Linked DNA regions of Homo sapiens: region 1 is linked to region 2. Evidence: chromatin contacts called from ENCODE Hi-C data. All regions are on one chromosome and are shown on one strand. Each heading gives the region's core, a stretch centred on a gene start or an enhancer-like site at or near the end of the contact. The rest is flanking DNA. Distances are from core to core; before and after follow the strand shown.

What was found. A loop is a pair of places that touch in the nucleus more often than their neighbours do. Pooled maps may share reads with other maps.
Region 1: a pooled map of gastrocnemius medialis shows a loop between it and region 2 (2.0-fold over the local background). The contact joins the promoter of GSCAR here to the promoter of TMEM161B in region 2. A Hi-C loop is called at or near these places in 6 of 168 maps with a recorded cell type or tissue (CD4-positive, alpha-beta memory T cell, CD8-positive, alpha-beta T cell, PC-3 and 3 more), 3 of 37 single-sample maps with no recorded cell type and 20 of 50 pooled maps.

What each region holds. Positions count from the first base shown.
Region 1 is chr5:88,695,168-88,699,896 of GRCh38, reverse strand. It overlaps GSCAR (glioma stem cell association long noncoding RNA), which reads left to right and starts at 2,753. Exons shown (of 3, transcript XR_007058863.1): 1 at 2,753-4,729. All of the region lies in intron 1 of MEF2C-AS2 (MEF2C antisense RNA 2), which reads right to left. RefSeq lists an enhancer at 2,984-3,963.
Region 2 is chr5:88,266,309-88,270,433 of GRCh38, reverse strand. TMEM161B (transmembrane protein 161B) reads left to right here and starts at 1,589. Exons shown (of 12, transcript NM_153354.5): 1 at 1,589-1,713. The coding sequence starts at 1,711. It overlaps TMEM161B-DT (TMEM161B divergent transcript), which reads right to left and starts at 1,552. Exons shown (of 3, transcript NR_039995.1): 1 at 1,407-1,552. RefSeq lists enhancers at 1,423-1,612, 1,303-1,802.

The sequences.
Region 1 (4,729 bases), core at 1,504-4,003, 430 kb before region 2:
TGACTGCCTGGTCATGCTGGCTAAGTCCTGAAAATCCCTTTCTTCTTTTTTTTTTTCTTACAACATTTCCTCATATCTTCAGGATTTCCAGGAGAGAAAGTAAGAGCAAAAATGAAGCAGAAGGAAGAAAAAAAGGAGGAAGAGCAAGAGGGGGAGAAGGATCAGGAAGAGGATGAGGAGAAAGGAGAAGGAGGAAAGAAAAAGAAGGGAGGAAGAAAAGAAGGAAAGGGAAAAAAAAAGAGAAAGGAACACACCAAAAGTATCCTCCCTCCAAATGTTAAATGCATTGAAGGAACTTACTTAGTTTTAGAAGTGTCCATGGAGTCTCACCAATTATATCTTACAGAAGACTCCTTTTGTTGCTCAATGTGAAGTTCTCAAAGTTAATGAATAAACAAATTAATCAGTTTCCTAGGCGGTGTGATTTCAGGAACAGCGGCTTTAAAAATAATTTTACCTTCTCCTGTCTGGTTTGGAAAGTCCATAATTAGAGAGTTTCTCATTTGCTTTCTAATTTGATATAAAGTAAATATCTCTAGGACATAGCCAATATAAATCTCTTACACTTTAGTATGAAATTTTATCAGATACTTTTCTACAGTTGATTGAAGAAACAAGGAGAGCCAGATACAAAGGGTGCCTAAAGAAGGAAGGAAATGAAAGCAAATGGAAAAATGACTAGATGCACTGCAGTTTATTTTTCCTGCTTGCAGTTTTACCTAAAAGGATGGTGACTGTCACTGTACCTCTAACTTGTGAGAGAATCATGTTAATTATTTTTGTGTGCACAGCACCAACCATAGAGTGCCATACTATGGATGTTTGCTGAATTAATGAATAAATGAATGCAAGTATTCAGTGATTACTGTAGTCTTGATATTTTGTAAAATCTATGCATAACACAATCCCTTGCTACTAGCAAGTTGTCTTCTAAAAGAAATGGTGTACGTAGCAAGTATTCTTTCCAACTAGCTATTTCTCTGCATTAATTTCTAAACCAGGTTCTGCCTTATCCCAAACCACTTTAGCTTCTGGTTAAGAAATGTATTGTTACTAGAAAACAAAACAGAACTGGTGCTTTTTTTGTATGCATAATATATACAAATGAAGAATGGCTAATGATCGAGATATCCAAAAGATGACCTATATCACAAATAGACATATTTAATCATTTATTCAATATTTACTGAGTATCTGCTGTGTAATGAGTAAGGCAGGCAAAGTCCCTGACCTCTTGGTGGTTCCTGTAATAGAAGTATATTTAAAAGTGTAAACGAATATAGAAACAAAGCTCTTTCAGATTATTACAGATTCTATTTTTAAAATACAAATGTGGTAGAGAGTGATGGGGTAATGGGTTGAGCTAGTTTGGCCTAGGAATGCTTCCTGAGAATGCAATGAGCATGCAATCATGTTAATTTCTGTGGGAAGTGTTCCAGGCATAGAGAACACCAATTATAAAGGGAAGAAGCAAGTGTTCTGGGGACAGAAAGGTGAATGTGGTTTCAACATAGGAGAAGAGTAGTCTTCTTTCTAGCACAAGCCCAATAATTTAAATTGTCATTGAATGATCTTTTAAAATTAATGTCTAAGAATTATAAATGGGTCTTCTACTGTCTAAATTTTAAAGCTGTCTTAGCTATTTTTTTTAAATTCAGCTATCTTATGTTCCAGATATGCTAGGTTTCAATTCTTTCCCTAATGGGCTTTCTTCATAATTGCACTGATGAGTATTTAAGCATTTATGACAGGCCAGCCTTAAAAGAGTGAGTTTATGTAGTACCATTATGTTCCCCTTACTAAAGTTAGACAACAAAGAGTATTCCCTCCAAACGTGTTCATTAAGATTCATATCTGATTTGAAAAGCTTGAAGGAATTGTGGCCAAAGATTTGCACATTAACACATTTATAACCATCAATACATTAGCCTAGGCTCATTTTATCAAATGACCCAGTCATTACCTTGGGAAGCAAAGAGCAGGGCCCTCAAAGATTAGAAGAAAGGTAAGCTAAGTTTGTTGATGAAGGAGAAAAACAAAAAAAGCTCAATACACAATACGTGATGAAGACAAAACTATTTTTTGCTCAAAATTTTAGCCATTCTAAACCGTGGTTCTCATGTGTTTTTGCATGAAAGTATAAATATTTCCTTGCTGCAATCGAATCTGAGAGATTACAAAGCAGATGAATGTTATTTTTCTAGGGCTAGCTATGATACATTACATTTCTCTTATGTGGTGTTGTGATTGTATCTCACTGCTGATTGTGTCTTACCAGACTGTGCTTTCCTTGGTTTTAAAAGTAATGGCAATGGTAAACACATCATAACAATAGCTTTAAAATGTTAGTATTTAGTATTATGGTATCAGCTATTTTAATTCGAGGATAATCTAATAGTAAATCGAATGTGACTGTAAAACAACATTTTAAAAAATAGCTGCCATTGAAGACCTTCTTTGGGATGGCACACATAGTTCTGAATGTCTGCAACAGTCAGAGGATATGCTATTCAAATTGGCATATCATCCTCAGTTGAAGGTGACATCTTCTGCTTTTTTTTTTCAAAAATACCATTTTAAGGAAAAAATAAACTAATGAGGTTCATTTTCTCATGTGTCTCAGAAATAGATTCCAATGACAAAATGAATGGGAGGAAGAGAAAGGGAAAATGGATGAGGAGGAGAAAAATGAGGATGAGAGAGGAGGAAAAAAGGAGGAAGTGGAGAAATAGAAGAATCCAAATATATTGTAAAAAGACACTTTATTCAAATAAGTACATAATCTCACAGCTGAATACTTTCCATGAATATTCTGACACATTTATTTAAATTTTTGAAATCTTACTTTATGCATGTTATAATGGAAAATAGAGGATGAATCTCTTTATAATTTTATCTCATTTATGTTAAATACAAAGATATTCTAGATCAGAACTAACAAGATGAAAGTAATTTATTAAAAGTATGAAATTTCATTAAAGTAGTATTTAATTTTTTTATGTTGGCATGATTGGTCTATTACCAACAACCTTCAAGGAGCTAACTCTTTTATAATCTTTATTCCTGGTGCTTGATTTTCCTCTTTATATCAATCCACTATGTGTTCCACAATTCTAATCTCAGATTTAAAAAATAAATGGTCAAAGGGAGTGGCAAAATATTTGAATTGCTTTCAGAGGTTTGATGGTAGGACCCAGAAGACATAGAGATTGCCAGAATTAACATAACAGAGGATTCAATGTGCTCCTGTGAGAAGCATTGATTGGGGTGGGAATACAAGTCTGTTTCAAGCTTTCTGTACTGGTAGTAACTACTCACAGCTTCTACTCTTGCTTCTTAACCATAGCTTTCCTTTTTTTTTCTTTCCAGGGCTATAAGATTTTTATTTGATTTCAATAATCTTCCACCTGTATCTCCTTTTTACTTATAATGAAAAATTTCAGTTCTGTAAGACACCAATATAATGACTTACTTGCTTTATCTCATAATATATAAACAGTTGCAAAATATGAATAACAGCACTACAACTAGCAATATGATGATTGCTTAACAGCTAAAGATTATTTTTAGGGTTTTTTTTTGCCGTGATTATTTCTTAAGGTATAAAAAGTCAAATTACTACACAGCTTTCCTTTATAATGGGCAACCAAGTACCATAGGTTGAAGGGCTACTCTTCAGCAGTTATAGCCTCACTTGAAAACTCGGCTGACCTCTGCTAAGAGCTTCCACTTAGCGGTTGGTAGTTGTGTTCAGACTCTGCCTCTGCTACTTACTAGCTCTATACCTTTGTGAAAGCCATTTAATGTCTCTGCCTCAGTTTTCAAATTGGAAAGAAGAGAGGGAGGAAGAAAAACAGAAGGAAAAACCCTATTTTACATGGTTGTTCTCAGACTAAGAAAAAATATATAAAGCATTTACCTCAATGCCTAGAGCTTAAAAATTATTAAGCAAATGGTAACTATATTATTTAGCTCATGAGCCAAATTCTTTCCAGATAAAATTTTTAGAAATCAATAGAAATAAAACTTGCCACGTAAAAACAATTTTCCACCTTCAACAGAAATATATGGGCAGGTAAATTCTGTCTTATGCAAACTTTTGTGGTTCTTTAAAATTAACCGTAGGAGGAAAAAGATTTACAATGTATTTTGGGGGGGAGGGGCGGGAATGGCAGTGAGGGAGACAAGAAATATGTAGGGAAAATCATCTTAGAAAAAATAAAGCTTCTTAAAATTGATATAAGCAGAGGGTGGAAACTGAGGCCGGGAGATTATTACTCGTCCACGCTTACAGGGTGGGGTGGGGCAGCGTTCTCCAGGGTTTCGCCTTTGCCGAAGACCCGCTCCACCTTCTCTCGACCCAGATGCCCTTGTCGGGAAGAGTATGCTGTCCTCAGTGCCTGGGACAAGCTCACAAGCCCTCGTCTGTTCCAGGAATTCCAGTCCAAGCTCAGTCCTCTCTCCATCCCGGGGCATCCTAAGCGTGTCTTTGAACCGCACTGTGGAGTTTCACTCCGAAAGTCCTTCTTACAGAGCAACTCCAAGGATGGGCTGAAAAGCACATAGAGAAAATGGAACAGTGCGAAGTTGGAAGGTCCGTGCGGGTGGCAGCGCCAGTGTGGGGATGAGATGCTCACAGGACGGTTTTTAGGCGGCTCACAAGGGTTTTTTCTTTCTTTTCTTTCTTTCTTTTTTTTTTTTCTTTTTTCTTTTTCTTTCTTTTTTTTTT
Region 2 (4,125 bases), core at 340-2,839:
TGGATGGCTGAGAACCCCGATTCCTTTGGGCCATTTACAGCTTGGATACCATACGCTCCAGGTACTTTGATAAGCAGGGTGAAATTTAATATCTATAACAACGCCTGCCTACTCAACCTTCTTAACTTCTCCCAAAACTTCCTAGTTTCCCTTCCCAATTCCAACTTCATAACAAAACATCACACTATGGCACAAAGTGAATTCATGGATGAAATTACTAACAGCTACAACTTAAGTAAGGACCCCAAGTCGTGAGACAAATTTCTGGGTTGAAAGTGCTCTGTATATCCATTTCAAGCCTGCCTCCAGTACGATGTCTCATTATAATCAAATAAAAAGGCAGAAAAAGTTGAATGGAATAGAGTTTGGAAAAAACACAAAATTAAAAGTTGTATGAGAGTTTCACTTATTTGCATCTGATATAAATATCTATACATCTATAGAAAAAAAAAACCCTCATACACTCAGTCTGTGTCCCTTTTCCTGACATAAAGCAACTGGCCCTGTGCAAGCTTCTTTGGGATGGCTGAGAACCCCGATATATCGATATATTTATAGATAGACGTCTACATATCTATCCAAATATCTATATCTATCCATATATCTACCTATCTATCTATCTATATATATATCTATATCTATCGATCGATATCTATCTATATCTATCTATCTAGACTTCCCTGGTGAGGGAGTGAACCGCTGCCTGACGGGGGCCAAGACTGGCAGAGCAGAGACGCGGTTTGTACATGAGGGGAGGTGGTGGCCAGAGCAAAAGTGAACCGCAGGCTAGGCAAAGACCACAGCACACAGCCATACAGGTGTCCAGGACCGTCAGATCCCAGAGCATCTATCTATATAGATAGGTATCTATATGGAAAACGTCCATATTGGAACGTATTAAAGAGGCAGAATTTTCTTCCTGGGTTCTCTGCTCTTGGTAGATGTTCTTCCGGCTTCAATTGCCACCTGTGAATAGTGAAGAAACTTCTCACTATGAGATTCCATTGCCCGGAAGGAGGGTAGAGCTACGGTACCCACTAAGGCAGGGAACAGAAGCAACAGACGGACAGGTCTGTGGAAATGAGGATATGCTAATAAGGGACCGAGTCAGGAAAACTAGAGGGTAACAAGAGGGCGTCAGTTAAGCTGAGACAAAATGACGGCCAAAGGTGGTCTTTACTCTCTCTAAATCACCTGGGTCTGGAGTCGACTCCCATCGCGCACCCTCACTCCCACCCCTGGCCCCCTCCCGCCCCCCACCCGCCCCCCTCCCTCTCCCCTCCCGCTCCCCACACCAACGTGTGCCTCCGTCACCTCTCAGACAGTGGATGCGTTCCTGTTGAAACCACCCAATCTACCTCAGGGTCCTCGCAAGCGCAGCCACCACGATCCGCCCGCCCACGTACCTGTGCTGCGCCTGCGCCTCCTCCGCTCTCTCAAGGTCAGCACCGCCCCCAGCCCACAACCTGGCACCCACGGAAGTTGCTTTAGAGGACGTCCTGCGTATCTTCACCTCTGCGTGGCGTGGGGTCGACGGCGCTCTGGAGAAGGGAGGAACTTCCTGTCCCGCGCGCGCACAACTTCCGGCAGAGCCGGAAGACCCTCTCTTTCGCTGTTTGAGAGTCTCTCGGCTCAAGGACCGGGAGGTAAGAGGTTTGGGACTGCCCCGGCAACTCCAGGGTGTCTGGTCCACGACCTATCCTAGGCGCCATGGTGAGTTCTTCTGTGAGGGCAGGAGTGACAACGGTGGGGCGAAAAGGGCGGGGAGGTCAGTACTGTGAAAAGAGCCATCAGGTGCTCTGCTCAGAATGGAGTTGAGACGTTGGGATGAGCTGCTGGGTAGGACCCACCACCTATCTCAGGGTGTCTGAGCCCCTGAGGAAGCAGCATTACGCCTACCTGTCTGGGAGACTAGCGGGCCGGAGGCAGGGGCGTATCTGTCAGGGAGTATGGACTGGGTAGCCTGCCTGTTCATGGCCCATTTACTGTGTATGGCCTGTGGCGCCAGGTGATCCCAGAGTTGACCTTGCCGGGTCAGTCACCTCTTCTGCGCCCCCTTCTCCATCCGCGGAACAGTGGCCAAGAACTTCAGATCTTAGAAATGCTTTTAGCCTCTCCAGGTGGACACAACGGGTCTCCTTGTATAAGATCAACACCTGTCATTTAAAGAAACGGTAGTCCCCTTATTCTTTACACTTAGCCATTTCATAATTGAAAAGGGTGTCAAATAAAAAACCCGAGTTTAGTAAGGACAGACTTTATTCGAAAGGAATATTGCAGGGGTGTGGAGGAAGGTTGAAGGAACTGTTGCAGTAGGGAGAATGACCGTAAGATTTGCATGCACCTTAAAGGTTAGGCAGAAAGGGTTTGTCTTTTGTTGGTAGGGGTAAATAAGATGTCAGGAATTGGGATGAAAATATGGGTATGATCCGGCAGTAACCAGATAATGTTTTACCCTGAGCCCATGTATTCTGAGGAGGAGCTGTTAGGAGAGGTTTGTATATGTTGTTTCAGACTGAGGGAAGGACAAAATTCAGGTACCCGAGAGAAGAGAATCTTAAAGTTTGGTTAATAAGTATTTTGTTCCGATTGATCTGTGGGACAGGTACTTCAGCAAGTCATTTACGAAGCAAAGGATGGGAATTAGAAGGGTCTAGTTATGGCCTTGTTATAGGTAAACAAGGGGTAGGGGGGTATGGATCAACCCTTAGTCTTATCTAAGTTCTACAGGAAAGATGATTCTTTGCAGTAAGCCAATTTCTCAGAACACAAACGGGGGCAAGGGGTTTCTTAACCTTTGCTGTTTTTCAAGATCACGGGGCTCTGGTGAAGTTCATTATTGTCAGTTTCTTCACCGTATACAAGATTTCAAACCCTCACTTGCAGAGGCTTCTGTCCTGGAATTTAGCTTCAGTTTGTCTTATATTTTCAGGGCCAAATATTGCCAACATTCAGTTAATGTGTGTGGTGATTGGCTTTTGAATGACTTTTAGAAACTTAGCTGAATGTAGAACAAAGACCTTCAAAATAATGTAGTTCCTGGTGCACTTTACCAGATAACCTATCTCTTTAAAGTTTTTTTTTTTAAGCCTCAGTGAATAATATGGTTTGTATTAAGAAAGTTGTTTTTCTTTTGTATCAGTGAAATTAGACAAGGATAGGGAAAACAGAACTGGGAGAAACCAAAGCCTAGTAATCACTCTTCCATCCCCATTTTTACAGAAGAAAGAATCTGGGGTCTAGAAATTGACAGTGATTTTTCTAAAGTAACAGTAGTTTGGCAGTCTGGACTAAAACTCATATTTTCATTTTTTAAATTTAAGATTAATTTTTGACTTTTTGGTCTGAAAAGTTGAAGGTAAAGTATAATTAAAATACTTAAGTTCATCATAGTCACAGAAAAGCTGAACATGAACTTGTTCTCAGTGTTTTGGAATACTAGAAGTAGAATCCTGCTTATCCTGTCGGTTCAAAAGAGATGGTTAATGTTTGGAACTAATGTAATCTTATGCTGTTTTTCTGAATGTCATTTTGGAACTAACTAGTTGGCTCTTTTCCTTCTGGAAGTGCTTATATTTCTGAGCTAATTATCTTGGCTGAGTTTTATCTTTCCCAGCTATGAAATTGATAATGTCTGTATATGCAAGTGTGGTTAATGCTTGGAATTTTTCAAAGGGAAGAGTTTAACCATTAAATGAAGTGAACATGGGCTGAATTTATTGAGGATTCAGCTTGTTGAAATCAGAACTTGTTTTGCATTGCTGGGGCCTAATGATATTATGAAAAGAACATTAGTATTGACCCCAGAGGACCCAGATTCTGCCCATTGTTAGTTATATGGATTTGGAAAAGTCACTCAATTTTGATAAGAGTTCCAAATTCCTCCTGGGTAAGAGAAGTGGGACTTGATGGGTATTAAAGCACCTTCTTAAATTTATGATTCCATGACTACTCAACATTTTTGAGGATAGTTACATGTTTCAGATTAAATAAAAGTTAGTCTGATTTCCACTGTTTTGTTTCCATGCCATTTTGGCTTAAGTTTGATTTCTTTTATCATTCTCTTTTTCATTTTTTTCATAAGTCACATAGATAGTACTTGGAATCTTTGTATATTTGGCCAAG